2 separate regions of the Homo sapiens genome follow, and region 1 is linked to region 2. Evidence: chromatin loops called from intact Hi-C (ENCODE). Cell type or tissue: PC-3. All regions are shown on one strand. Each heading gives the region's core, and the rest is flanking DNA. Links, peaks and the distances in the headings are about the cores only. Region 1 overlaps CCDC63 (coiled-coil domain containing 63). Region 2 holds the start of LOC105369983 (a long non-coding RNA gene).

Evidence for each region. Peaks named below come from ENCODE experiments on the same cell type or tissue, not always from the same donor. Only the 100,000 strongest peaks of a DNase experiment are listed, where the experiment ranks them.
Region 1: it touches region 2 in a loop (10-fold over the local background); 66 of 110 quality-filtered maps call a loop at or near these places.

What each region holds. Positions count from the first base shown.
Region 1 is chr12:110,886,709-110,901,960 of GRCh38, forward strand. It overlaps CCDC63 (coiled-coil domain containing 63), which reads left to right. Exons shown (of 12, transcript NM_152591.3): 9 at 6,368-6,442; 10 at 12,225-12,417. Among named protein-coding and RNA genes, the nearest start is that of MYL2, 26 kb to the right of the region's middle. In PC-3, for the core only: CTCF peaks have their summits at 7,849 (motif pointing right) and 8,065; DNase peaks (open chromatin) are centred at 6,563, 7,833 and 10,043; H3K4me3 peaks cover 761 bases; H3K27ac peaks cover 961 bases.
Region 2 is chr12:111,305,668-111,320,919 of GRCh38, forward strand. It overlaps CUX2 (cut like homeobox 2), which reads left to right. Exons shown (of 22, transcript NM_015267.4): 11 at 1,254-1,445; 12 at 1,532-1,590; 13 at 2,618-2,666; 14 at 2,760-2,859; 15 at 4,374-5,015; 16 at 6,433-6,534; 17 at 14,345-15,108. It overlaps LOC105369983 (a long non-coding RNA gene), which reads right to left and starts at 14,495. Exons shown (of 4, transcript XR_945341.2): 1 at 14,406-14,495; 2 at 9,303-9,425. In PC-3, for the core only: CTCF peaks have their summits at 8,276 (motif pointing left) and 8,479; DNase peaks (open chromatin) are centred at 7,234, 8,284 and 9,554; H3K4me3 peaks cover 384 bases; H3K27ac peaks cover 1,005 bases.

The sequences.
Region 1 (15,252 bases), core at 4,124-12,123, 420 kb before region 2:
CAAGGAAGCCCATTGGTGCAAGCCCTGCAGGTCCCAGGCAGGGCATGGGGAGGTGTGGGGTGGGAGGTGCACCCGGGGGTGGGGAAGACAGACTTGAAGGACCCTCATGCCACTCTCTGTCCCCCTCCCGGAAGGAGGTCTTCCTGGACAAGGGTCCAGGACAGGCACAGGAAATGGTTCTTCCCCAGAAATGACCTTGACCTCACATTCACCTTGAGGCTGCTCTCATCCTTTCCTCCTGCAGTCGCACAGCATCTCCTGCACAAGGACAAGTGCAGGTGCTCTGGTTCTCAGTCTCTCTATCTGTAGAATGGCACACACACTTGGACTAGAGGAGTCCTCCAAGTCCAAACTCTTTTTATAAAAAAAGTTTCAAACTTTTATTTAAAAAGCTACAAAACTTTTTTTTTAAATTTTCTTTCTTTTTTTCTTTTTTTGAGACAGAGTCTTGCTCTGTCACCCAGGCTGGACTGTAGTGGCACGATCTTGGCTTACTGCAACCTCCACCTCCCGGGTTCAAGCGATTCTCCTGCCCAGGCTCCAGAGTAGCTGGGACTACAGGCAGAGCCACCACACCTGGCTAATTTTTGTATTTTTAGTAGAGACAAGGTTTCATCATGTTGGCCAGGATGGTCTCGAACGCCTGAACTCAGGTGATCCGCCTGCCTCGGCCTCCCAAAGTGTTGGGATTACAGGGATGAGCCACCACGCCCGGTGGTGGCTTGCTCTGCAAGCTCTATTCTTATACAAAATGTTTTTGTTTAATCCCATGTTATGAGGAAACACTGGTACATAAAACATAGGAAATGGAGCAGACCTGGATGAAGGAGTGGCGGTGGGATGGGCCATGGGAGGGGGCTGGGACCCTACCTTTTTGCCTTCTTCTGGCACCTTTGCTCAGACTAAGGGATCAGGTTAAAAAAATTTTTTTTTAATTAAAAACAATTAGAATTCTAACATCTGACTTCACCCCTCCCTAGAGGGCTGGGGGCGGAGTCTCATAAACTAGCCTCCTGAGTTGCTGGGACTACAGGCGCGCGCCACCACGCCCAGCTAATTTTTGTATTTTTAGTAGAGACGGGGTTTCACCATGTTGGCCAGGATGGTCTCATCTCTTGACCTCGTGATCCGCCCACTTCGGCCTCCCAAAATGCTGGGAATACAGCGTGAGCCACCGCGCCCGGCCCCAGCCTTCTTTTTTAGTTTCGTTTGGTCTCCTCCACCTCCCCAAGTTGTTAAATTCTTAGTGGCAGTGATTTAAAAACCAGGATATTCCACATGAAAGTCTGAATTTCTGGTTTCCCTTGGAAAATCAGATCTGACACCTCCCGCCCACATTCCCGCGGGAATCCGAGTTCCTACAAACGGAGCCATCGGCTCCCTCTTCGCTCACAGAGACCAGCCAGGCTGAAGTGCTCCAGGGCCCGCAGAGCTTAGCGGGCCTTTGAGTTGCTAACTGAGGTTCAGGCGCGTCACCACTGTCCTCTGGCGTCCATTTGCGGTATTGCAGGGAAGGTCTTTGCGGGCAGGCCTGGAAGTGGGCAGGACCCTGAATTCTCGGGTCCCAGTGGGACACCGAGGGAGGACAAGCCCTAGCAGAGGGGTATGAGGACCCCAGCTGAATATCCTGACCTGATAGAAAATATTCCTGAGCTGAATTGGCCTTGATTTTCCCCACTCCTCATAAGGGGACCCTCTTCCTTAGGGTCATGACAAATATGTCTAAGATGGGTAAGCGCTGCCCTCTCTGGGCCTCAGTTTCCCCATCTGTAGAGTGATATTTGGACCAGAACAGTAGCTTCCAAGCTCTTTGTTAAGGTTACAGAACTATGACTTTTTGGGCTCAAATAGATCTGCAAATGCCTGTTGAATAAGTCCAGAGAGCACTGATTTCCAATGGTAAGACTTAATTTTGCAAAAAATGTTATAGGACAAAGATATGCTCACTGTAGAGAATCTGGAAAGCAACTAAGGATGGAAGGAATTTTAAACCACCCACTATCCCATTGCCTGAGACAATCACTGGTGACATTCTGAAATATTTCCTTCCAACTTCCAACTTTTTTTTTGGTCCTTCTTTCCTTCCTTCCTTCCTTCCTTCCTTCCTTCCTTCCTTCCTTCCTTCCTTCCTTCCTTCCTTCCTTCCTTCCTTCGTTTTTCTTTCTTTTTCTTTCTTCTTTTTTTGCAGGATCTCACACTGTCACCCAGGCTGGAGTACAGTGGCTTGATCTTGGCTCACTCCAGCCTCAATCTCCCTGGCTCAGGTGATCGTCTCATCTCAGCCTCCAGAGTGGCTGGGACTACAGGCACACACCACCACACCCAGCTAATTTTTGTATTTTTTGCAGAGATGAGGTTTCAGTGTGTTGCCCAGGCTGGTGTCAATGGTTGTGCTTTTCAAATGTAACATAGTTATTATCATATAAAGTTGTGTATCTGATTGAAGCAAATGTCCTTTTGGTTACTCGTTCATCCAGCAAGTATTTATTGAGCACCTACTGCGTTCCAGACACTGCTCTAGACCCTGATAATGTGGCAGTGAACAGGATGACAAAAAGTTCAGCCCTCACAGAACTGCTGTTTTGGCAGGGAGAAACAGACAATAAACAACAAGCCCAATACTTACGTAAGTTATAGAGTAAGTTAGAAAGGGAGATGCAGTGTGGGTAAAAAGATGAAGTCGCACAGCGTAAGACGGGTTTTGGAGCCGGTTGGGGCCCCGGGCAGTTGAGAAGTTAAGATCTGAGTGAACTTACAGGTGAAGGATTGAGCTGTCCAGATCTCTGGGGAAGAACGCTCCAGGCAGAGGAAACAGCAACAGCACACGCAAAGGCCCTGACGCAGCTTGCAAGCAGGCCAGGGTGTCTGGCGCACAGAGAGAGACATGGGAGGGAGAGGGGATGAATCTGGGAGGTGAGGGCTGCTGGGCACATTTCCAGAAGAGGTTTTGGCCATTTCTCAGAGAGGCAGGGGCCATGGGAGATCTCCGAGCAGGGGAGCGGTGCCATCGACTCAGGTTATTGATGCAATTTGCAAAATAGTAAAAAGTCTCAATGTGAATCCCATCACCTGGATATGGCATTGGTTCATCTTTTTGGTAGAGATCCCCCACCCCACCCCTGCCCTGTAAAGATCGGAAGACTCACTTCCTTTCTTTTTTCCTTTTTCCAAAATCATATATTTTTTTCCGATTAGAATTTTTTTTCACAATTTGGAAAATACTAAAAAGTATAAATACAACCTCCAAATCAGGAATAATTCCATCACACGGACATAGCATTGTTTCATCTTTTTGGTAGAGTTCTTTCTGCTTTTTTAAAAATTAAAAATTTTTAGCACTTTGGGAGGCCGAGGTGGGCGGATCACTTGAGCCCAGGAGTTTGAGACCAGCCTGGGCAACATGGCGAAACCCCATCTCTACAAAAAATACAAGACACAAAAAGAAATTAGCTGGGTGTGATGGTGTGTGCCTCTAGTCCCAGCTACTCAGAAGGCTGAAGTGGGAGGATTGCTTGAGCCTGGGAGGTCGAGGCTGTAGTGAGCCAAGATCGCACCACTGCACTCCATCTGGGCAAGAGAGCAAGACCCTGTCTCAAAAAAAAAAAAATTTAAAAATTAAAGGAGATGAGCCTTCCAATCTTTACAGGGGGAAAAAAAGCAAGATAGAGCTCTTACCAAAAACATGAAGCAATGCTATGTTAGGAGATGGGATTCTTCCTGATTTGGGTTTGTATTTGTTCTTTGTAGAATTTTCCAAATTGTGTAAATATATTATTATACACCTGTGGGAAAGTGTAGGCAATTCAGAAAAACATAAAGAAAAAGTAAAAGTCACCAAGATATCATGACCTGGAGATAATTAACATTTTATTGACACTGCTTTATGAAGGCAGTGTGTGGTTACACGTTTGCACACATAGACAGACACACACACACACGCCCATTTACAAGCCTGTTTGTAGTACTAGATCATACTAGACAGTTCATGCTATTCTGTAAACGTTTTGTTTCCCAACAACTTACCATAGATACCTCCCAACATCTTCTATTTTTTTCCTCCTTTTCTTTTTTTTTTTTTTTTTTTTTTGAGACAGGATCTTGCTCTATCGCCTGGCTGGAGTGCAGTGGCGGGATCTCGGCTCATTGCAACCTCCGCCTCCTGGGCTCAAGGGATTCTCCTACCTCAGCCTCCCGAGTATCTGGGGACTACAGGCATGTACCACTACATCTGGCTAATTTTTGTATTTTTTTGTAGAGATGGAATATCACAATATTGCCCAGGCAGGTCTCAAACTCCTGGGCTCAAGTGATCTGCCCACCTTGGCCTCCCAAAGCACTGGGATAACAGGCATGAGCCACCATGCCCAGCCTGCTGTGTTTTTTTAATGGCTTCTGGAGACCCTAGATGCTCTGTAGCATGGAATCACAAGATGCTTCTTAAAAATGCACATTCCAGGCTGGGTGTGGTGGCTCATGCCTGCAGTCCCAGCTACTCAGGAGGCTGAGATGGGAGGATCGCTTGAACCCGAGAGGCAGAGGTTGCAGTAAGCTGAGATCACACCACTGCACTCCAGCCTGGGCAACAGAGCAAGAGCTTGTCTCAAAACAAACAAACAAACAAACAAACAAACAAACCAAAAAACAAAAAAAATGCATTCCTGTCCAGGCACAGTGGCTCACACCTGTAATTCCAGCATGTTGGGAGGCTGAGGCAGGAAGATTACTTGAGCACTGGAGTTCAAGACCAGCCTGGGCAACATAGTGAGACTCCGTGTCTACAGAAAAATTTTTAAAAAATTAGTCAGGCATGTGCCTGTGGTCCCAACTGCTTGAGAGGCTGAGATGGGAGGATCGCAGTCAAGGCTTCAGTGAGCCGTGATTATGCCACAGCACTTCAGCCTGGGTGACAGAGAGAGACCCTTTCTCAAAAAAAAAAAAAAAAAAAAAGAAGAAGAAGAAAAGCACATTCCCCAGAACCCCTCCCATACCTACAGACATAGCTTCTCTGTGGATGGGCCAGGAATCTGCATTTTAGCCATATTTTAACCCAAGACCCTCTCCCCTGTTTTATGAATGTGCCATCATTAACTGACCCCCTATCAGTAGACATTTGATTGTCCCCAACTGGGGGCCACTATAAACAAGAATACAACAGACAGCCCTGAGGGTCCACCTTTGCCGACCTGTTCTGTTATTTCCATGGGACAGACTCCTAGGCATGAGATTGGTCGGTCGAAAGGTGTGAGCTTTTTTCTATCAGAGCACATGGTTTAAGCCCAGTGGTTCTCAAAGCTGGTCCCTGGGACAGCAGTGGCAGCATCACCTGGGAACTTGTTAGAAATGTACATTCTTAGGCCCCACCCAGACCAACAGAATCGGAAGCCCTGGGCATGGGTTCTGGCATTCTGCATTTTCACAAGCCTCCAGGTGACTCTGGAGAGTCTGAGAGTATGCTCAGGTTTGAGAACTCCCACTCCACAGCCACACTCTTCAATACCATAGCCACCAGCCACGTGTGGCTTTTTAAGTTACATTAACTGAAATTAAACAATATCTAAAAATTAGTTCATCAGAGGTTGGGCACAGTGGCTCTGTGCCACTGTGGGCCTGTAATCCCAGCACTTTGGGAGGCTGAGGCGGAAGGATTGCTTGAGTGTAGGAGTTCGAGACCAGCCCGGGCAACATAGTGAGACCCCCCATCTCTATAAAAATAAAAAAAGAAAAAAAAGAAAAATTAGTTCCTAGTGGCACCAGTCATATTTCAAGTGCTCAGCACCATGTGGCTAGTGACTACAGTATTAGGGTGGATAGGACATTACCATCAGAACAGAAAATTCTATTGACTGCATTGTTCTAGAATTTTCCAGAAGAGGCTGAGGCGGGCGGATCGCCTGAGGTCAGGAGTTTGAGACCAGCCTGACCAATATGGTGAAGCCCCCATCTCTAGTAAAAATACAAAAAGCTGGGCTTGGTGGTGCGTGCCTGTAGTCCCAGCTACTCAGGAGGCTGGGGCAGGAGAATCGCTTGAACCTGGGAGATCTAGGAGGTTGCAGTGAGCCAAGATTGTGCCATTGCACTCCAGCCTAGGCATCGCAGCGAGACTTCATCTCAAAAAAAAAAGATAAAGAAAGAAAGGATGACTCACCCCTCCCACCCCCTTTCATGCTCTCACCCTCCTTTTACTTAAGAAACATCAGAAGAAAAAAAAATAATAACCCCACGGGCCTAAGAGGGGCCCAGGTGTTTGGGGCTCTTTGAAACGGATCATTGAAATCCTCATCGACTCTTTGAGGCGCACACTTATTTTTGGGAGCAGTGGGGAGGGAAGAGCCCACTTTTCCTCATGGTCTTGTTCTCTCCCGAGCAGGACGAGATCATCCTCTTGCGATCCCAGCAGAAATTGTCCCACGATGACAACCACTCTGTCCTGAGACAGCTGGAGGTGAGAACAGGATCGGGAGGGAGGGATGCGGGAGCTTCTGTTGTCTGTCTCTGTGTCTGACGGGAGCTTCTGTCTGTCTGTCCGTCGGGCATCTGTCAGCTGCTTCTCAGGAGCAGTAAGAGGTCTGCCCCATGACTCAGGCTGGCCTGGATCACATCCAGACATGTCCTGACGTTTTGTCCCGGGCAGCCTCTGCTACAATGTCATTGTGGAATTCTGTCCCTTCTTCCATTCTAAAGCCCCCACCCCCCTTTTCAGGGAGTCCAGCCCGGGCTCTTGGGCCTGCAATTTCATCCCTGATGGGCTCCTTCCACATGGATCTCTGCCTCTTTCCCTCTTTCTTCCCCTTGTCCTGCCTGTGCCCTGTTCTCAATCAGTAATAGCAAATACACACACTTCTGGAGTAATTACCATGTACGAGGCGCCGGGCTAAGAGCTTGGCTTGCACTTTCATTGAATCCTGGTGGCAGGTGCTGTTGATCTCGTCGTTTTACAGATGCAGAGGCTAAGGTTCACGGAAGTTAAGTCACTTGACCAACATCAAGGAGCTGGGATATTGTATACGTTTTGAGCTTTATTCAGCTGCTAATAATAGGGACTCCAAATAATAGTGGCTTAAGCAAGATACAAGTTTATTTACTTTAAGAAATAAGTCTGCCACCCTGGTGAAACCCCATCTCTACTAATAATACAAAAATTAGCCAGGTGGTAGTGGCGCACACCTGTAATCCCAGCTACTTGGGAGTCTGAGGCAGGAGAATTGCTTAAGCCTGGGAGGTGGAGGTTGCAGTGAGCCGAGATCGTGTCACTGCACTGGGCAACACAGTGAGACCCTGTCTCAAAAAAAAAAAAAAAAAGGAAATAAGTCTGGAAATAGGCACTTCAGGGCTGGTATGGCACCTTTATGATGTCATCAGTGACCTGGGCTCCGTCTTTCTGTTTTGCCATCCTTAGTGGGTGACTTATATTCCAAGGGCACCTCATGGTTGCATCGTAGCTGCCATAGATCCAGCCGTTGCATATACATTCCAGATAGGAAGAAAGTGGGAGCTGCAACAACAACAACAAAAATCCTCACTAGCAGAGTCAGACAGCTTAAAAGTGCCTTCCCAGAAGTCTCAGCCAATGACTTCTGTATTTAAACTTCATTGGCCACCCCTATTGCAAGAGAGGTTTGGAAATGTAACTTTTAGTTGGTCACATTGCCACCCTAAATACAATCAGAGTTTTGTTACTGAGGTATAAGGAAAGAGTGGATAGCATATGTCTGACAAAGACCTGGCAACTGCCCTCCGGAGTCATTTCCCTTCCCTTCTTTGCGGCTGTTTTCTGCTTTTTTTGTCTGACGCGCACCTGGGAGACAGGGATGGCCGCCAGGGTGTTATTCTCCTCTAGGCCACTGGATGGCAGCAAAGCACATGCTGCCCATTGAGGTGCTCAGAGCGGCATCTCCCGGATATCTGGGTATGGGGAATAACAGGGTTCCAGGCAGGGTCCAGGTCCACGGAGACCCTCCCCAAGCTGGGCAGATGCCTGGGGCCCACGTCCTTCACTCGGGGCCACCCAGAATCCAGACTCTTGTTGAGGTTGAGACTGGCGCCCCTCTACATCTTGGCGTTTGGAACAGGCTGATCAGGCAAAGCCAAACATCTCCCTCGCCTCTGCCTGAAGCCCCACCGCTAGCTTTTTGTTACTTTGGCTTTAGCATGACTTTGAGGGGCTTCTTTTCAAATGCAGATACTCTAAGCAGGATAATTGTTTTTGTTTGTTTCTTTGTTTGTTTAGACGGAGTCTTACTCTGTTGCCCAGGCTGGAGTGCAGTGGCGCGATCTCCGCTCACTGCAACGTCCACCTCCCGGGTTCAAGCGATTCTCCTGCCTCCGCCCCCGAGTAGCTGGGATTACAGGTGCACACCACCATGCCGAGATAACTTTAATTTTTAATTTATTTTTTAATTTTAATTAATTAATTAATTAATTTTGAGACGGAGTCTCGCTCTGTCGCCCAGGCTGGAATGCAGTGGCACGATCTCGGTTCACTGCAACCTCCACCTCCCGGGTTCATGCGATTCTCCTGCCTCAGCCTCCCGAGTAGCTGGGATTACAGGCACGTGCCACCATACCCGGTTAATTTTTTGTATTGTTAGTAGAGACGGGGTTTTACCATGTTGGCAAGGCTAGTCTCCAACTCCTGACCTTAGGTGATCCGCCCGCCTTGGCCTCCCAAAGTGCTGGGATTATAGGCGTGAGTCACTGTGCCTGGCCAGAATCAGTCTTGATAGCAATAGACTCACAGATGTTTCCTACCCCCTGCTAAAGATCACTTCCACCTGCTCTATTCTTGAAACCCTTTATTTCATCATCTCCTTCCCTTTGGGAGAAGTGGTGGGACCACATCCATCATGGGAGGGTTTTGCATAGGAATTAAGCAACCAAGCTCTGGGAGCCTGGCTATGACTTGCAGAAAAGTCACTTCCTAGCTCTGTGACGTTGAGGTAGTGACTCAACCTCTCTGAGCCTCAGTTTCCACATCTGTAAAATGGGGATAATAATCATACCTACTTCTTAGGGCTGTGAAGGTTGAATAAAATCACACATGTATACATTTGGCACACTGTAATGCAGAGAGCTGTACATTGTAGCTATTATTATTGTTGTTGTTATCATGTGAGCCAGAAAAACTGGTAAGTCACCCTCACTTTGTTACTAAATAATTGCCAAAGTGAAGAGTTGAGCTCAAGGTCAAGCCTTTGGATGAGCTTGGTACAGGGAAGCTAAACCTGAATTCACTTTTCTTCTCTGGCCTCAACATTCCTCATCTGAAAACTAGGCCGATTATGAGGCTGAGTTCAGATGATGTGTGTAAAGTACCTGGAATATTTTAGGAGCTAGACATGTATTATAACCACCACATCAAGCTGAACATTGACTTTTAAAAAATGAATCCTGTGATTTTTTTAAAATTGTGATTTTCTTAAATGCACTTTTATTATAATTTATTTATTTTTTGAGACAGAGTCTTGCTCTGTCGCCCAGGCTGGAGTGCAGTGGTGGGATCACAGCTCACTGCAGCCTCAACCTCCCAGGCTCAAGTGACTCTCCCACCTTAGCCTCCTAGTGTGCTGGGATTATAGGCGTGAGCCACCATGCCTGGCCTAATGCATCTTTAGAAAGGGCCGCTCTTGTCATATGGGAAATTTGCAGCCCTGGGAACTAAACATTCTAGTAGCCGGGTGGAGGAAGCCACCTGATGTGCTGGTTGAGAGACTGAGCTCAATTCCTGGCTTCCTTCTCCTGGCTGTATGCCTCAGAGCCTCAGTTTTCTCACCTGTAAAATAGGGGTGTGAATAGGGCCGACCCCTTGAGATCATTATCCGGGATGGTGCGTGCAGAGTTCACCAGTGGGAATGGGGCTGGTTCACCCAGGGTCCAGTTCACCTTTGCAAGCTAAGATCTCTGAGGGAGAGGCAGGAATCAGGGAAGGAAATACCCTAGAACAGTGATCCTCAGTCCAGCTGCACGTCACAATCACCTGGGAGGCTTTAATGAGAACTCCCAGATGCCCAGGCTGCGCCCCAGGCCAATTAAGACTCTGAATCACTGAGGGTGGAGTTGGGCAGCAAATATTTTTAAAGTTCCCAGGTGATACCAGTGTGAAGCCAAGGCTGAGATCCAACAGGCTGGCAGAGCTTCTCAGACTTTACTGTGCACCAGGATCACCGGGAGGCTTGCTAAAACCAGGTGGCCTGGTCCACCCCCAGGGCCTTTGACTGAGTAAGACTGAGGTGGGGGCCAAGAATATGCATTTCTAACAAGTTCCCAGGTGAAGCTGATGCTGCTTGTCCTGGGACCACACTTTAAGAACCACTGGGCTAGGGCAATGTGTTTTAAACTGTGAATGGTAAAATCAGTTTATTGGATGGTAGCCAACATTTTAAAATAGTGAGATAGAACAGAACAGAAGAGAAAATATTAGAACACATAATAAAAATATTGATTCGAGGCTGGGTGCAATGGCTCACATCTGTTAATCCCAGAACTTTGGGAGGCTGAGGCAGGAGGATCATTTGAGCCCAGGAGTTTGAGACCAGCTTGGGCAACATGGTAAGAACTTGTCTCTAATTTTATTAAAAAAAAAAAAAAAGAATATTGATTTGAACTGGCATGGTGGCTCACACCTGTAATCCCAGCACTTTGGGATACTGAGGCAGGAGGATTTCTTCAGCTCAGGAGTTCAAGACCAGTCTGGGCAACACAGCAAGATCCCATCTCTACAAAATTAAAAAAAAACCCAAAAACTTAGCTGGGTGTGGTGTTGCATGCTTGTAGTCCCATCTGCTCATGAGGCTGAGGCAGGAGGATCACCTGAGTCCAGGAGTTCAAGGCTGCAGTGAGCTATGATCACATGACTGCACTCCAGCCTGGGTGACAGAGCAAGACCCCAACTGTGCTTTTTTAAAATATTGATTTGTGAAATTTTATATTCATTTGATTAGATAATATGGATAAATCTACATACACAACATACGTATGTATGTTTGTATGTGTTGGCTGCAATGTATTTCTTCCTGTGGACCACCTTGTTTTTTTTTTTTTTTTTTGAGATAGAGTCTCGCTCTGTCACCCAGGCTGGAGTGCAGTGGCATGATCTCGGGCTCACTGCAATTTCCGTCTCCTGGATTCAAGCAATTCTCCTGCCTCTTCCCCAGTAGCTGGAATTACAGGCACATGCCACCATGCCCAACTAATTTTTGTATTTTTAGTAGAGACAGGGTTTCACCATGTTGGCCAGGATGGTGTTGAACTTCTGGCCTCAGGTGGATCACCATTTTTTAAAAAATGAGTGAACTGGCTGAGCGAGGTGGCTCATGCCTGTAATCTCAGCACAATGGGAGGCCAAAGTGGGAGGATTGCTGGAATCCAGGAGTTCGAGACCAGCCTGGGCAACGTGGTGAAACCCCATCTCTAAAAAAAATACAAAAATTAGCTGGGCATGGTGGCGTCTGCCTGTAGTCCCAGCTACTCTGGAGGCTAACGTGGGAGGATAGCTTGAGTGCAGGAAGTTGAGGCTGCAGTGAGCCGAGATTGGGCCACTGTACTCCAGCCTGGAGCCTAGGTGACAGAGTGAGACCTTGTCTCAAAAATAAATAAATAAAAATTAAAGAGTCAACAGCTTTTAAAAAATATTGTAGGCTGGGCGTGGTGGCTCATGCCTGTAATCTCAGCACTTTGAGAGGCCAACGTGGGCAGATCACTTGAGATCAGCAGTTTGAGAGCAGCCTGCGTCTCTACTAAAAATACAAAAAAAAAAAAAAAAAGTTAGCTGGGCATGGTGGCACCTGCTTGTAATCCCAGCTACTTGGGAGGCTGAGGCATGAGAATTGCTTGAACCTGGGAGGCAGAGGTTGCAGTGAGCTGAGATCATGCCACTGCACTCTGGCCTGGGTGACAGAGTGAGACTCTGTCTCAAAAAAAAAAAAAAAAAATTCGTAATCCTGTAGACATGTAGACACACATAGACAAGTAAGTGAAGCAAAACTTACATTGAACAATATTTACTATTACGACCCTCAATGTACACTAGTATTTTTTCTTCTCTCCCTTTCATTGCTATTCTATTTTATTTTATTTCTTTAAAATTTGATGGGAACCCATTTAATTGATCTCGTGTCCCCTCAGAGGTTTGAAAACCCGCAGTTTGGAGACCCTGACCCCAGAGGGTCCCAAACACCCTGCCCACTGAAAGTCCTCCTGAGCAGGTGGGAATTGGGGTCTGCCACCAGGATAAACTGAGGAAGACCACGGAGGAGGCAGATATGTATGAGAGCAAGTACGGGGAGGTCAGCAAGACCTTGGATCTATTGAAGAACTCAGTGGAGAAACTGTTCAAGAAGATAAACTGTGACGCCACCAAGATCCTGGTGCAGTTAGGGGAGACGGGGAAAGTCACTGACATCAACCTTCCGCAGTATTTTGGTGAGTCAAGCTGGGGCCCGTTGGAGTCTTAGGAAACATTTCCAGAACTTTCTGTGACTGAGCATAAGGCCTTGCTCTTATGGAGTAGTGAGCTTTGTGGCAAAGTGTGTGGGCACTAAAGCCAGCCTGCCTGGGTTTGAATCCTGGGTCTACACTTACCAGCTCTGGAGCCTTAAGCAGGTTTGTTTTTTGGTTTTGCTTTGTTTCTTTTGAGACAGGGTCTTGCTCTGTTGTCCAGGCTGGAGTGCAGTGGCCCAATCATGGCTCACTGCCATCTCAACCTACTGGGCTCAGGCGATCCTCCCACCTCAGCCTCCAAAGTAGCTGGGACTACAGCCATGCACCACCATACACGGCTGATTTTTTGTATTTTTTGTAGAGACAGGATCTTGTCACATTGCCCAGGCTGGTCTCAAACTCCTTTGCTCAAGTGATCCGCCCTCCTTGGCCTCCCAAAGTGCTGGGATTACAGGTATGAGCCACTGCACCTGGCCAGGGCAGGTTTCTGAACCTCACTGTGCTTCAGATTTTTGATCGACAAAAATGGGTCTCTTTTAATGCCTTCTTTTTTTTTTTTTTTTAAATTGGTGTGAACCCAGTATCTACCTCATAAGACTGTTGGGAGGCTTAAATAAATGTATAGTTATTAGAGAAAAATGATATTATCATATCAATAAATGTAGAAGCATTTGATAAAATTCAACATCCATTCATGATTTTAAAAAAGAAAACTCTCGGCAAACTAGAACTAGAAGGAAACTTTCTTAACTTGATAAAAGACATCTACAAAAAACCACCCAAAACTAGGCCAGGCACAGTGGCTCACACCTGTAATTCCAGCACTTTGGGAGGCCGAGGCGGGCAGATCACTTGAGGTCAGGAGTTCAAGACCAGACTGGCAAACATGGTGAAACCCTGTCTCTACTAAAAATACAAAAATTAGCTGGGTGTGGTGGTGTACACTGTAGTCCCAGATACTCGGGAGGCTGAGGCAGGAGGATTGCTTGAACCTGAGAAGTGGAGGTTGTAGTCAGTCAAAATTGTGCCACTGCACTCCAGCCTGGGTAACAGAGCAAGACTCTGTCTCAAGCAAACCAAAAAAATAATAATAATAACACCCAAAACTACAGCGAATCTTATCCTTCCTGGTGGGAGTGGGAAGTGGAATGTTTTTCTCCTAAGATCAGGAACAAGGAAGGGATGTCTGCGTGCTGTCACCATGCCTATTCAGTGCTGTACTGGAGGCCCTAGCCAATGCAATAAAGCACGGAAAAGAAATAAAAGGCACACAAATTAGAAAGGAAGGAATAAAGTGCTCAGAGTAGTGCCTGGCATGTAGCAAATCTATTAGCAATCACATACATTTCTAGGCATTGACCCTAAGCTCAGAGAGGACAGGGAGGGGCATACCTGCATAGATCCTGACAATTTGGAATGAATGGCTTCCACTGCTCCTTGAATTAAACCTCAGATTCTTTTTTTTTTTTTTTTCGAGATGGAGTCTCACTCTGTCACCCAGGCTGGAATGCAGTGGCGCGATCTCAGCTCCCTGCAACCTCTGACTCCCTGGTTCAAGTGATTCTCCTGCCTCAGCCCCCCAAGTAGCTGGGATTATAGGCACACGCCACCACGCCCAGCTAATTTTTGTATTTTTAGTAGAGATGGGGTTTCACCATGTTGGCCAGGATGGTCTCGATCTCCTGACCTCGTGATCCACCCACCTTGGCCTCCTAAAGTGCTGGGATTACAGGCGTGAGCCACTGCGCCCAGCCAAACATCAGATTCTTAGTACACTCTGTGTTTGGGAGGTTCCCCAAACACATTCTAGCCTCCTGGCCACATTCAGTGATTTGCTAGAGGACTTCCAGGACTCAGTATATAGTCACACATATGGCTATGATTTATTACAGTAAAAGGGTACAGAACAAAATTGGCAAAGCAATGTGTTAGTGTGAACCATGTGATAAACCATATAGTGCAAACTATTTAGGCATGGTGAGACACTCTTTTAAAATTTTTTTTAAATTTTGTGGGTACATGGTGTGTATTTTGTAGGGTACATGAGATATTGTGATTCAGGCATGCAGCGCACAACAATCACATCATGGAAAACGGGGCGTCCATCCCCTCAAGCATTTATCTTTTGTGTTACAAACAATTCAATTATACTCTTTTAGTTATTTTAAAATGTACAATTACATTATTTTGACTATAGTCACCCTGTTATGCTATCAAATACTAGTTCTTATTATTTTATCTATTTATTTATTTTTATTTTTTTTTGTAGATATGGGGTCTCGCCATGTTGCCCAGGCTGGCCTCGAACCCCTGTACTCAAGTCATCCCGCTGCCTTGGCCTCCCAAAGTGCTGGGATTACAGGCAGGAGCCATTGTGCCCAGTCTTGCTCATTCTTTCTGTTTTTTTGTATTCATTAACCAGCCCCACCTCCCTCCCACCTGCCACTGACCTTCCCAGCCTCTGATAACCATCCTTCCAGTCTCTATCTCCATGTGTTCATTGTTTTTCATCCTGCAGATAAGTGAGGGCGTGTGAAGTTTGTCTTTCTGTGCCTGGCTTATTTCAGTTAACATAATGACCTCCAGTTCCATCCATGTTGTTGCAAATGACAGGATCTCATTCTTTTTTTGTACATATACATCATGTATATGTACCACATTTTCTTTCTCCTTCCTTCCTTCCTTCATTCCTTCCTTTCTTTCTTTGATGGAATTTTGCTCTCATCACCTAGGCTGGAGTGCAATGGCATGATCTCAGCTCACTGCAACCTCTGCCTCCTGGGTTCAAGTTATTCTCCTGTCTCAGCTTCCTAAGTA
Region 2 (15,252 bases), core at 4,045-12,044:
AAAAAAAAATGGATTATGTGTAAAGTGCCTAAAATGGTGCTTGGGTCATTGTATATGCTCACTAAGTACTTGATGCTACTGTTATAATTGTTAATGTGTCTTTGGTGTGTCTGGGGTGTTTTTGCTCATGAGAGCATGTGGCTTCTTTGAGCACGCGCATGTCTGTTGTGTGTGATGATGTGTCCTTGTGAGTGTCTCTCTTTGATGCGTGTGTATTTGTGTGTGTGTGTCAGCATATTTGGGAAACTGCATGTGTTAGTGTGTGCTGTGGCTATAGGTGTGTCCTTGTGTGTCAGCCTGTGTCTGTGTCCCAGGAGATTCTGTGTGTGTCCATGTTCCTGGGTGACGGCATAACACAGAGAGAGTGAACACAGGAGAGAGAGGCTGTGTGGAGAGAGATGGAGAGTGAGAGCCCATGAGGATGCCTCGTAGAGGAATTTGCCAATGGTTCTTAATTAACCCCCGTGGAACCCGGCAAATGCCTGTGCTAATCAGCCCCAGGGAACTTTGCTGGTTTGGGGGGTGTGCTTTTCTGAGCACAACAGTGGCACTCGATGCTAATTAATTTAATGTATTAATGGCATCCGCTTCCTGTTTTAATTGGCATTTATCTCCATGGAAGAAAGCTGGGGTTGGGTTGGGGCTTTTTGTTTGTTTGGTTTTTTTTTTTTTTTAATGTTTCTTAGATTTATTTGTAACTAAGCCTGACATCAGCCTGACTTCAGGTTCCTCAAACAGCAACCTCTCCATCTTCATCCAGGACAGAGGGTCCATTTCCTAAAATGTGGAGAAGCCATGGGTCTTGGGGCTATCAGCAAATTAGGCGGAGGAAAGAGCCGCCCATAACGTGGTCCGTGGCTCCAAGGTGTCAAGTCTAATCCTGAGGGTCCCTTATTGCCTAGAATGGGGACATCCCCCTGGAGTAGGAGCCAGACCTGAGAAAGAAACTCAAACTTTTACCTATGCTGTTTCCTCTGGTGCGAGCACCCAATCCCCAACCTCAGCTGACTCCTTCCTTTTGTCATGGCTATTCTTTTTTAATAAATCTTTTAATCAAAGTGTAACTTAATACATAAGGAAAAGTGTACAAGTCATAAGTATACAACACTTTGAATTTTTCAACACAAGCACACCCCATACCATCATCCAGATCAACAAATTTGCATTCTGCTTGGGATTCAGGGGTGGGGAGGCCAGACCTGTGGACCCCCATCCCTCACCTCTCAGCCCCTCAAAGACCCCTTTGCCTGCAGGATAAGGTGAACTTCACTCTGTGCTCGGGCCCTCGGCTGGAGGCCGCGCTGGCCTCCAAGGACAGGGAGATCCTGCGGCTGCTGAAGGACGTGCAGCACCTCCAGAGCTCACTGCAGGAGCTGGAGGAGGCATCCGCCAACCAGATCGCCGACCTGGAGCGGCAGCTCACGGCCAAGTCCGAGGCCATAGAAGTGGGTCCTGGGGAGGAGGCAGGCGGGCAGGCGGCCCCATGCAGAAGCACACAGACCAGCCTCACCATCTTTCTTTGCTCTTCTAGAAGCTGGAAGAGAAGCTCCAGGCCCAGTCTGACTATGAGGAAATTAAAACGGAGCTGAGGTACCATGTGGGGTGGGGCTCCACAGACCCTCAGTGCTCTTCCCTGGCCAGGAGCTCTTGGCAAAGTTCATCATCTTCCTCCCTCCTACTAAACCCCATTTGTTCTTCTCTCCACTAACACTGTGGATATCAAACCTTAACCATCCTCAGGCCAGGTGCAGTGGCTCATCCCTGTAATCCCAACACTTTGGGAGGCCCAGGCAGGAGGATCGCTTGAGGTCAGGAGTTTGAGACCAGCCTGGGCAACAATGGGGAGACCCCATCTCTGTGAGAAAAAAACAATTTTAATTAGCCAGGAGTGGTGGTGATGCGTGCTGTAGTCCCAGCCACTCAGGAGGCTGATGTGGGAGGATTGCTTGAGCCTGAGAGGTCAAGGCTGCAGTGAGCTGTGGTGGCACCACTGCACTCCAGCCTGGACAACACAGTGAGACCCTGTCTCAAAAACAAAACGAAATTCAACCATCTTCAGTCCTTTTCCATTAAGAGCTGCCTGTACGGGCAGATCACCTGAGGTCAGGAGTTCAAAACCAGCCTGGCCGAAAGGGCAAAACCCTGTCTCTACTAAAAATACAGAAATTAGCCAGGTGTGGTGGCGCTCACCTGTAGTCCCAGCTACTTGGGAGGCTGAGGCAGGAGAATCGCTTGAACCTGGGAGGCAGAGATCGTGCCACTGCACTCCAGCCTGGGTGACAGAGTGAGACTCCATCTCAAAGAAAAAAAGAAGCTGCCTGTAGACCATACAAGGGAACTTATTATAGGCATGGTAACTGGAAGGTGATTCATTAACCAGCTAAACTCAAGCTGGCCAGAATGGGTCAGTTCAGGCAGCACCCCTCCAGGTAACATCGCCACCTGTTAATGAGCCTGCTACTTCAGGCCTGGGGTTGCAATGACTCTGGAATTAATGGGGTTCTGGGGAATGGAGCAGTCATTGTCAGGGAGGTAAGCCGGGTCAGTGCCTCTTGAAAGACCTCTCCTCCAGCCCGGGGGCTGGCTGACCTCAGACCCTCTCCACTTGCTCTGGCAGCATCCTGAAAGCCATGAAGCTGGCCTCCAGCACCTGCAGCCTCCCCCAGGTAAGTGTCCCTGCCACCATCCCTGCAGGGCAGGCTGCCCCAGTGAGCCTTCCGCCCACCAGGTGCCCTCTCAACCTGCCTCTTGTCTCCTAGGGCATGGCCAAGCCTGAAGACTCACTGCTTATTGCAAAGGAGGCCTTCTTCCCCACGCAGAAATTCCTTCTGGAGAAGCCCAGCCTCCTGGCCAGCCCTGGTAGGGGAGGAGGATACTCTGGGGCTGAGGGCTGGGGCGGGGGCTGCCTGTGGGTCTCTGGCCTTCTCATGCCCAAGGACCACTGCCTTCCATGCAGGCAGGAGAACGACAGAACAACAGGTGTGCATTGATTTGGCACCTGCTGTATGCCTGTCCTGCAGGGCATCCACAAACACCCACGTCATCGTTGGGGTCACACAGCTGGTTTGGGCCCTTCCAAGGCCCCCTAAAGAGCTCCACTCCCCACTGAGCCTTCTTGAGCTGCAGCGGCTTTCATGAAGTGGTCACAGGGGGACAAGCAGGGCATTGTCATTACACCCCCCACAGCCGACCACTGTGGGGAGCAGTAGGCTGCGGACATGATCACCCTGTCAGCCACCCGCTGACTTTTTTTTTGAGACCGAGTCTCTCTCTGTCGCCCAGGCTGGAGTGCAGTGGTGTGATCTCGGCTCACTGCAGCCTCCGCCTCCTGGGTTCAAGCAATTCACCTGCCTCGGCCTCCTGAGTAGCTGGGATTACAGGCATGCACCACCACACCCAGCTAAGTTTTATATTTTTAGCAGAGATGGGGTTTCATCACATTGGCCAGGCTGGTCTCAAACTCCTGACCTCAGGTGATCCGCCTGCCTCAGCCTCCCAAAGTGCTGGGATTACAGGCATAAGCCACCGCACCCAGCCACCCACTGAACTTTTAGCCTTGTGGCCCCAGGCAGGACACTGTGCTGCCTCTGTTTCCTCATCCATAAAATGGGTGTGACCTTGGGGCCCACTTCATGGGTGCCATGTAGGTCTAGTGAGTCAGCTCCAGGGTGGGTGCCCAGCAAGGGCCCATCTGCAGGTGGTGGCAAGTTCGACTTCCCACCCCAGGCCAAGGTGCTGGGCCCATAGCAAGTTCTCAGCTGATGCTCTTGGTGATGGGGGTGGGGCGCTCCCCAGAACTGGCATTTGGATGGGGCCTGGAAGAGTGGGAGTTGGAGAATGGAGGGGGTAGGGCAGAAAGAGCCAAGGTCGGCGCTTCCAGCTGCTGGACGCCTATAGCACTGCTCCCCACCCCCACCTCCCCACCAACCCCTTCCCTCCTCCTCCTCCTTCCTTCCTCTATTTCTGACTTTCTGTCTCTATATATGTCTCTGTCTCTCTCTGTCTCTTCCCCCCCGACCCTCTCCCTGCCTCTCTCTGTCATGTGGTTTTTCACTCTGTCTCTTTGTCTCTTTATCTCTCTCTCTCTCTCTCATGTGGTCTCTCTGTCTTGCTCTCCCTCTCTCTCTCTCTGTCCCTCTCATGTGATTTCTCTCTCTGTCTCTCTCATTGTCTCTTTCTTTCTCTCACATGTGGTCTCTGTCTCGCTCTCCCTCTCTCTCTCTGTCTCTCTGATGTGGTTTCTCTCTCTGTCTCTCTTTCTCGTTGTCTCTCTCTGTCTCTCTCCCCCTCTGGTTCTTTTTCTCCCTGTCTCTCTCTCCCCTCATCATCGTCTTCCCCGTCTGTCTGTCTGTCTGTCTGTCTGGGTGTTCTAGAGGAAGACCCATCAGAGGACGATTCCATCAAGGATTCACTGGGCACGGAGCAGTCCTACCCCTCCCCTCAGCAGCTCCCACCTCCACCAGGGCCAGAAGACCCCCTGTCTCCCAGCCCCGGGCAGCCCCTGCTGGGCCCCAGCTTGGGGCCTGACGGCACTCGGACTTTCTCGCTGTCCCCCTTCCCCAGCCTGGCATCAGGGGAGAGACTGATGATGCCCCCAGCCGCCTTCAAGGGAGAGGCGGGCGGCCTGCTGGTGTTCCCCCCAGCCTTCTATGGCGCCAAGCCCCCCACAGCCCCTGCCACCCCGGCCCCTGGCCCTGAGCCACTGGGCGGTCCTGAGCCCGCGGATGGTGGTGGGGGCGGAGCGGCGGGGCCCGGGGCAGAGGAGGAGCAGCTGGACACGGCAGAGATCGCCTTCCAGGTGAAGGAGCAGCTGCTGAAACACAACATCGGGCAGCGGGTGTTTGGGCATTACGTGCTGGGGCTGTCGCAGGGCTCGGTCAGCGAGATCCTAGCCCGGCCCAAGCCCTGGCGCAAGCTCACGGTGAAGGGCAAGGAGCCCTTCATCAAGATGAAGCAGTTCCTGTCGGATGAGCAGAATGTACTGGCGCTCAGGACCATCCAAGTGCGGCAGCGAGGTGAGTGCCCAAGAGGGCCCGTCCCCGCTGGCCACCACGCCAGGTCCAGGGCATCAGGGCTGGGGGCTGAGGACACGCGCTCTGGGTTCAAAGCCCAGCTCTACCACCACCTGGCTGTGTGACCCAGGGCCAGTGGCTTTGCCTGTCTGTGCCTCAGTTTCCCCTCTGTAAAAGCAGGAAATACATCCTCGCTCTCTCCTTCCTGGCCCTGGCCAGAGACAGTCTGCCCTTCCTGGGGCACTCAGGGTAAGGGTGGCGGGAAAAGGCTCCAGGCGCTGCCCTGGCAGGTATTCATCCAGCACTTCCAAGCCTCAGTTTATACATTTGTAAGACCGCCAACCTTACCAGACTTGATTTTTCAGGTAATCAGTATGAAGGGTCCCAGCTGTGGCCTCACAAATGCCTGAGTTTGAGTCCCAGCTCTGCTGTTCACCCACTGGGTGACCTCAGACAACTCCTTTCACCTGTGCCCCGGTTTCTGCATCTGTCAGCCTCCAGGAGGCACCATGAGGATTAAACGGGCATCAAGCACTGACCACAGCACCTGGCATGCAGTGCTGCTTGAGAACTGTTAGGGGTGGTGGTTGCCATAGTCATTGTCGTCATCATTTCTTTTTTTTTTTGAGATGGAATCTCACTCTGTCACCCAGGCTGGAGTGTAGTGGCACAAGCTCAGCTCACTGCAACCTCTGCCTCCTGGGTTAAAGCAATTCTGCTGTCTCAGCCTCCCTAGTAGCTGGGATTACAGTCACAACGCCACCATGCCTGGCTAATTTTTACATTTTTAGTAGAGACAGGGTCTCACCATAGTGATCAGGCTGGTCTCAAACTCCTGATCTCAGGTAATCCACCCGCCTTGGACTCCCAAAGTGCTGGGATTACAGACATAAGCCACTGTACCCTATTTCTTTATTATTATTATTTTTTTTTTTTTGAGACGGAGTCTTGTTCTGTTACTCAGGCTGGAGTGCAGTGGCACAATCTTGGCTCACTACAACCACCGCCTCCTGGGTTCAAGCGATTCTCCTGCCTCAGCCTCCTGAGTAGCTGGGATTACAGGTGCAAGCCACCATGCTTGGCTAATTTTGTATTTTTAGTAGAGACAGGATTTCACCATGTTGGCCAGGATAGCCTCAAACTCCTGACCTAAAGTGATCCTCCCACCTCGGACTCCCAGAGTGCTGGGATTACAGGCATGAGCCACTGTGCCTGGCCTCGTTATTATGATTCTTATTTCACACCAGAATCACTCACAGGCCCACAGTTTGTTACATAGACTAAGCAGTGGCCCTGCCATCTCACTGATGGTCTGACCCTCACTCTTCTGGGAGGAGGAGACAGCCCCCCTACCCCACCAGGCTCCGGAGACTGAGCCCAACATGCAGATCCTGCCACAGATGCCTTCTTGCCTCCCCAGGCAGCATCACCCCGAGAATCCGCACGCCTGAGACAGGCTCAGACGACGCCATCAAGAGCATTCTAGAGCAGGCCAAGAAGGAGATCGAGTCGCAGAAGGGCGGTGAGTGTGACCCCTGCAGGCAAAGCCTGAGGCCCCCGGGGCCAGCTGCGAACAGGAGATGAGGCTTCGTCTACCTTTGTCCACCCCAGAGGGAATCCAAGGTGGATCAGAACCACCAGAGGCCAGAGGGACCTGTCTAGAGCGCATGGGTAGCTGTGGCACTGCTCAGAACCCTGCCATGGTTCCACACAGCTCTCAACATAAAATCTCAACCCTTGGCCAGGCGCAGTGGCTCATGCCTGTAATCCCAGCACTTTGGGAAGCCAAGGCAGGCTGATCACCTGAGATCAGGAGTTCGAGACCAGCCTGGCCAACATGGTAAAACCCCATCTCTACTAAAAATACAAAATTACCTGGGCATGGTGATATGTGCCTGTAATCCCAGCTACTTAGAAGGCTGAGGCAGGAGAATTGCTTGAACCCGGGAGGCGGAGGTTGCAGTGAGCCGAGATCACACCACTGCACTCCAGCCTAGGTGACAAAGCAAGACTCTGTCAGAAAAAAAAAAAGAAAAATATCCCAAGACTCGACAAGGCCTACAGGCCCTACAGTCTTCAGGCCCCTCCATGCCTGTCACATGAACTGTTCATAGTCATGCCCAGCTGCCGTGCACTCCACCCTGCGCCTCTGATGCTGTCCTTACCCCAGACACCTTTCACCTGGCCAACTCCTACTCATACCTATGACTCAACTCAGAAGTCACCTCCTGCAAGAAGATGGGTTGGACACTGCACCCGCTTCCCTCCACCCCCACCACAGTGACCTGTTTGCTTGGTGTAGTGGAGCTGGACTGGCCACAAATTCTGGCTCTGCTGTTTATTGGCTATGTGACCTTGGGCAAGTTACTTAGCCTCTTTGTGCCTTCATCGTCTTTGTTTGAGACAGATTCTCACTCTGTCACCCAGGCTGGAGTGCAGTGGCGCAGTCTCAGCTCACTGCAACCTCCACCTCCTTGGTTCAAGCAATTCTCCTGCCTCAGCCTCCTGAGTAGCTGGGATTACACGCACGCGCCACCACACCTGGCTAATTTTTTTTTTTTTTGTATTTTTAGTAGAGATGGGGTTTCACCATGTTGGTCAGGCTGCTCTTGAACTCCTGACCTCGTGATCCACCTGCCTCGGCCTCCCAAAGTGCTGGGATTACAGGCGTGAGCCACCGTGCCCCGCCCATCTTCTCATCTTTAAAATGGGGACTGTGGGAGGCCGAGGCGGGCGGATCACCTGAGGTCAGGAGTTAGAGACAAGCCTGCCCAACATGGCGAAACCCTGTCTCTACTAAACATACAAAAAAATTAGCTGGGCGTGGTGGCGCACGCCTGTAATCCCAGCTACTCAGGAGGCTGAGGCAGGAGAATCTCTTGACCACAGGAGGCAGAGCTTACAGTGAGCCGAGATCACACCACTGCACTCCAGCCTGGGTGACAAAAGCAAAACTCCATCTCAAAAAGAAAAAAAAAAATGGGGACTGTATTAGTTTTCCTTTCTTAGGGTTGTGTGAGGATCAAATGAGGTCAGTGTAATCCTGAAAGATCAGCCATCATTACAGCAAATATTATCATTATTACCTCCCTGTTGCAGTTCTGCGCTGTCACAAACGACTCTGCTGGTGTGGCTGTCCCTCCGTCTGCTGTGGGGGCTTCTTGCAGCCAGGGACCGAGTTCCATCCTCACACCCAGCACAGCGTAGACTGACTGAGACCCTGGACTCCGGTTTCAAAGCCCTCTTCCATTTTTGCAGTGTCTGCTGCCCCCTGGTGGCTGCTCCGAGCAGGTGTCCTGAATCCCTCCAGTTGCCGCCAGGAGCCGAGATGTTTCCCAATCAATGGCCCTCCCTCCTGCCTGGTCCCCGGGAGGGGTGAGGGGATAAGGGATTACCCGGCTACCCTGCCCCACCTGTAAAATCCCCTGAGCCTAATTTCCCTCTTGGTCAGTTCCAGTAGCAAGAGAGATGCAAGACAGAGAAGGATGTAATTATGCAGTAAACATTTATTAAGCACCTACTGTGGTCTAGACACAGATTTCAGATATGGGTGAGACATGATATGGAGATGAAAAGAACCATGAGAAATAACTAGCCAGGGCTGGGTGTGGCAGCTAACTCCTGACCTCGTGATCCACCTGCCTCGGCTCCCAAAGTGCTGGGATTACAGGCGTGAGCCACCGTGCCCAGACCATCTTCTCATCTGGGCCTCTGGGAGGCCGAGGCCAAGGCGGGCAGATCACCTGAGGTCAGGAGTTTGAGACTAGCCTGGACAACATGGTGAAACCCCGTCTCTGCTAAAAATACAAAAATTGGCTGGGCATGGTGGTAGGTGCCTGTAATCCCAGCTATTTGGAGGCTGAGGCAGGAGAATTGCTTGAACCTGGGAGGCAAAGGTTGCAGTAAGCGGAGATCACACCACTACACTCCAGCCTGCGCAACAAGAGCAAAACTCAGTCTAAAAAAAAAAAAAAAAAAAAAAAAAAAAACCCCATCTCCTCTAAAAATACAAAAATTAGCTAGGTGTGGTGGCACACACCTGTGGTCCCAGCTACTCAAGAGGCTGAGGCAGGAGGATCACCTGAGCCCAGGAGGCAGAGGTTGTAGTGAGCCGAGATCTCATCACTACACTCCAGCCTGGGTGAGAGTGAGATGCTGTCTCAAAAAAAAATAATAGAAAAAGAAATAACTAGCCAAAGTCTCCCACTAAACCGACAGGACAACTGAGGCTAGGGAGGGAAGACATGAGTTCAGTTACACAGAGACAGAGGGAAACCCCAGGTCTCTCACCTCTTTATACAGCACTTTCTCCTGGGGGTCGGAAGCAGGCACCAGGGCAATGTCAAAGACAGCATCGCAGCAGAGGAAAACGTTTGCTCTCCATGGGCCAGCCAGTAGTCTTATATTCAGGGTCTAGGAGTTCAGCAAGAGGAAAAATACAAAGGTTATTGCCCCATACCCCTGGCAAAAAAAATGAATGCTAAGCAGTGGGCACATGAGCCGCTGCCAGGGAGGAAATGAATGTGACTAACTGCTCAATCACGAGTTCTACTTCTGGGATTGGAAGGAAATGTCCAGAATGGGGACAGGGGTTTATATATAAGCTGTTCCATCATTGTTCATAAGAGTGACAAACTGGAAACAAAACAACCTAAGTGTCCAGCAGTGGGGGATCTGGTAAGTAAAGCAGATAATATCCCTTTAGCAGCATGTGCAGCCCTTAAAGGTAGAACTTTTAATGATAAGAAAAAATGGGGCCGGGCACAGTGGCTCACGCCTGTATAATCCCAACACTTTGGAAGGCCAAGACAGATGGATCACTTGAGGTCAGGAGTTGGAGACCAGCCTGGACCACATGGCAAAACCCCATCTCTACTAAAAATACAAAAATTAGCCAGGCATGGTAGTAGGAACCTGTAATCCCAGCTACTCAGGAGGCTGAGGCAGGAGAACCACTTGAACCTGGAAAGCAGAGGTTGCAGTGAGCCGAGATCGCGCCATTGCACTCCAGCCTGGGCAACAGAGCAAGACTCGGTCTCAAAAAAAAAGAAAAAATTTAGCTGGGCATAGTGGCAAATGCATGTAGTCCCAACTACTTGAGAGGCTGAGGCAGGAAGATCGCTTAAACCCAGGAGTTTGAGACTAGCCTGGGCAACATACCAAGACCCTGTCTCCAAAAAAGAAAAAAAGAAAAAAAACACTCATGTTGATACTAAATGGGGACAAACCAGACTACACTTCCACATATCGAGTATGATCATGCGATGCATGTAGTTTAGAAAACAGACTGGAAGGGAATACATGAGAATATTTCACGTGGTTGCTCCTAAGAGACAGTAAGGGTGACTTTCATTTTGATCTTGACTTTTTGTGCTTTTTTTTGCATGCTCCTCTGTGCTCCCATAGTAGGCAAGTATGAGTTTTTTTTAATCGAGGTAAAATTCTCATAACATAAAATTAAGCTTTTTTTTTTTTTTTTGAGACAGAGTTGTGCTCTTGTTGCCCAGACTGGAGTGCAGTGGCGCAATCTCGGCTCACCACAACCTCCGCCTCCTGGGTTCAAGTGATTCCGCCTCAGCCTCCCGAGTAGCTGGGATTACAGGCATGTGCCACCACGCCCGGTTAATTTTTTTTTTTTTAATTTTTAGTAGAGACGGGGTTTCTCCGTGTTGGTCAGGCTGGTCTCAATCTCCTGACCTCAGATGATCCGCCTGCCTCAACCTCCCAAAATGCTGGGATTACACGCTTGAGCCACCGCGCCCGGCACTTCTTTTTTTTTTTTTTTTTTGACAGAGTCTTTAGCTCTGTCGCCCAGGCTGGAGTGCAGTGGTGTGATCTCGGCTCACTGCAACCTCCACTTCCCAGGTTCAAGCAATTCTCCTGCCTCAGCCTCCTGAGTAGCTGGGATTACAGGTGCGTGCCACCACGCCCAGCTAATTTTTGTATTTTTAGTAGAGACGGGGTTTCACCACGTTGGCCAGACTGGTTTCAAATTCCTGAGGTCAAGTGATCGGCCTGCCTCAGTCTCCCAAAGTGCTGGGATTACAGACGTGAACCACCACGCCCGGCCAAAATTAACCATTTTAAAGTGTACAATTCAGTAGTAGTTAGTATAGTCAGTGTTATGCAACCATCATCTCTCTCCAGTTCACACATGTTCATCACCCCAGAAGGAAACCCTATACCCATTAAGCAGTGCTTCTCCTTTCCACTCTCCCCCCAGCCCCTGGAAACCACTGATCTGCATCCTGTTTCTGTGGATTGACCTGTTCTGCACATTTTGTGTAAATGGAATCATATCATATGTGCTACCTTGCGTCTGGCCTCTTTCACTCAGCCCCATGTTTGTAAGGCTTATTCCTGTTGTAGCCCCTGTTAGTGCTTCATTCCTTTTTATGACAAAATAATGTTCCATTGCTATATTACTTTTTAATTGGAAAAGCAATGAAAATTATTTTTAATGGGTCTAAGAGGACCCACTAGGATGAAAGCTACACAGAGATAATGAAGAAGGGGTTACATTGATCTGGCTTTCTGCAGAGCTAGAGAGACTCTGGTGTCGGGAACGCTTCTCTGAGGGCAGAGGGAAGCACCTTTTCATTTACTGGTTAATTGTCATTCCTCAGGGCACAGATCCATCTATTATCCTTGGTTCATGACACACTCTCAGGGCTGCCGCCTGCATGGCCTTCTCTCAGGTGTCTGTGTGTATGTGTGTACACACGTGCATATATATATATGTGTATATATGTGTGTGTATATTCATGCATTCATTCATTCGTTCACTCATGTAAATGACAGAATGAACCTCTGGGAACATATTGCCCAACCCAAGATTTAGAAAATTCCCAATAACTGAGATCTGGCATTTTCCTCCCCATCCCACCCCTGCCTTCCTCTCCCAGAGATGTCTTTCATCCTAAAATTTTGTCCTGTTGTTCCTTTGTGTTTGCCATTTGTAGAAAAGGTTTTTCACTAAATCATATAGTGTTTATGTTATTTGTTATGGAACTTGATAGAAAACATGTGATACCGACCGGGCGCGGTGGCTCACACCTGTAATCCTAGCACTTTAGGAGGCCAAGGTGGGCAGATCATTTGAGCTCAGGAGTTTGAGACCAGCCTGGCTAACATGGTGAAACCCGATCTCTACTAAAAATACAAAAAAAAATTAGCCAGGCCTGGTGGCGAGTGCCTGTAATCCCAGCTACTCGGGAGGCTGAGGCAAGAGAATTGCCTGAACCTGGGAGGCAGAAGTTGAGGTGAGCTGAGATCACGCCACTGCACTCCAGCCTGGGCAACAGAACAAGACTCAGTCAAAAAGAAAAAAGAAAAAAGAAAACGTGATACTGAGTGCCATCTTATTGGACTTGTTTTTGTTGTTGTTGTTGTTGTTATTGTTGTTGTTTTTTGAGATAGGCTCTCACTCTGTTGCCCAGGCTGGAGTGCAGTGGTGCAAACATGGCTCACTGCCACCTCGACCTCCCAGGATCAAGTGATCCTCCTGCCTCAGCTGGGACCGTAGGCATACACCACCATGCCTGGCTAATTTTTTTTTCTTTTTTCTTTTTTTTTTTTTTTTCACTTTTTTGTAGAGTCAGGGTCTCATTTTGTAGCCTAGGCTGGTCTTGAGCTCCTGGGCTCCAGTAATCCTCCTGCCTCACCCTCCCAAAGTGCTGGGATTATAAGCATAAGCCACTGCTCCCAGCCTTCACCTGCTTTTTTCACTCAATATTATGTTATTAGGATTCACACAAAGGGCACGGTAGCTCATACCTGTAGTCCTAGCTACTCGGGAGGCTGAGGCAGGAGAACCACTTGAGCCCAGGAGTTTGAGACCACAGAGAGCTATGATCGCACCTGAGATCGAGCCACTGCACTCCAGCCTGGGAAGCATAGCAAGACCACATCTCTTTTTTTAAAAAAAAAAAAAGATTCATATCTGATTTTGCATAAGGACTTCCTTTTTCACTGCTGCATAGTGTTCCATTGTGTGATCATCCCACTATTTTTTTTTCTAGAGATGGATGTCTCATTCTGTCACCCAGGTCGGAGTGCAATCTTGGTTCACTGCAGCCTCGAATTCCCAGGCTCAAGCAATGCTCCCAACTCAGACCCTGAGGTACAGGTGTGAGCCACCACGCCTGGCTAATTTTTGTATTTTTTGCAGAGACTGAGTTTTGCCATGTTGCCCAGGCTGGTCTCGAACTCCTAAACTCAGACAATTTGACTGCCTCAGCCTCCCAAAGTGCTGGGATGACAGGTGTGAGTCACTGTGCCTGGCCCATCCCACTGTTTTTGATCCATTCTCTGCATGGGCATTTGGATTCATTGCTATTAGAACAAGTGAAGGGCTGGGCACAGTGGCTCGAGCCTGTAATCTCTACACTTTGGGAGGCTGAGGAGGGCAGATCACTTGAGCCCAGGAGTTTGAGACCACCCTGGGCAATATGGCAAAACCCCGTCTCTACAAAAAATACAAAAATTAGCTGAGCATGGTGGCACATGCTTGTAGTCCCAGCACTTTGGGAGGCCCAGGCAGGAGAATCACTTGAAGCCAGGAGTTTGAAACCAGCCTGGGCAACATGGCAAGACCCCATCTCTATGAAAGAAAGGAAGGAAGAAAGGGAAGGGAAATGAGGAAGGAAAGAAATATTTTTAAAGAATTTTTTTTTTAAAACAGAACAAGTGAACAAGCCACTTTTCTGTGCCTTCGTGTTTTCTTTGTCTTTGAACATTTACATGGTTGGATCATTGCCTATGTAAAAGTCAGGTCAGGCCGGGCACTGTGGTTCATGCCTGTCATCTCAGCACTTTGGGAGGCTGAGGTGTAGATCACTTGAGCTCAGGAGTTCAAGACCAGCCTGGCCAACATGGCAAAACCCTGTCTCTACTAAAGCTAAATAGCTGGGCATGGTGGTGCACACCTGTAATCCCAGCTACTCAGGAGGCTGAGGTAGGAGAATTGCTGGAAGTGGGGAGGCAGAGGTTGCAGTGAGCTGAGATCGTGCCATTGCACTCCATCCTGAGCACCAGAGTGAGACTCCATCTCAAAACAAAACAAAACAAAAGTCAGGTCTGTGTTTGCATTGCATTATCCGCATGAGCATGTTCTCTGCATATGCCAAAACCTCACTGTCAACCGAATTTTGGGTGGCTGCCTAATATTCTGCCACAGGGAGGGATCATAATTTAGTTAGCCAATCCCCAGTTGCTGGACACAGAGGTTGCCTGGACACCGTGCTGGCATCAACAGGGATGCTGTGAACATCGTCCCCTGCATGCCGAGCCCTGACCCTGGGCCTCGGGCCGTCCTGTCCCCCTCCCCGCAGGCGAGCCCAAGACCTCGGTGGCCCCGCTGAGCATCGCCAACGGCACGACCCCCGCCAGCACCTCGGAGGACGCCATCAAGAGCATCCTGGAGCAGGCACGCCGTGAGATGCAGGCGCAACAGCAGGCGCTGCTGGAGATGGAGGTGGCGCCCAGGGGCCGCTCGGTGCCCCCCTCGCCCCCGGAGCGGCCATCACTGGCCACCGCGAGCCAGAACGGGGCCCCGGCCTTGGTGAAGCAGGAGGAGGGCAGCGGGGGCCCCGCGCAGGCGCCGCTCCCGGTCCTGTCCCCCGCCGCCTTCGTGCAGAGCATCATCCGCAAGGTCAAGTCCGAGATCGGCGACGCCGGCTACTTCGACCACCACTGGGCCTCCGACCGCGGCCTGCTCAGCCGCCCCTACGCCTCCGTGTCGCCCTCGCTGTCCTCCTCCTCCTCCTCTGGCTACTCTGGCCAGCCCAACGGCCGCGCCTGGCCCCGCGGGGACGAGGCCCCTGTGCCCCCCGAGGACGAGGCGGCGGCAGGGGCGGAGGACGAACCCCCCAGGACGGGCGAGCTCAAGGCTGAGGGCGCGACGGCCGAGGCGGGCGCGCGGCTGCCCTACTACCCGGCCTACGTGCCGCGCACCCTGAAGCCCACCGTGCCGCCGCTGACCCCCGAGCAGTACGAGCTGTACATGTACCGTGAGGTAGACACGCTGGAGCTCACCCGCCAGGTCAAGGAGAAGCTGGCCAAGAACGGCATCTGCCAGAGGATCTTCGGGGAGAAGGTGAGTGCAGGGCGGGCCCCCGGTGTCTGGGCTCTGGGAGAAGATGTCGGAGAAGTAGGATGCCCACCCAAGCAGGCTGGCGGGACCCCAGGGGCCCAGGCCCTTCATTCCTGAGTCCTGCTGTCCCTGGGTCCCGCAGGAAGG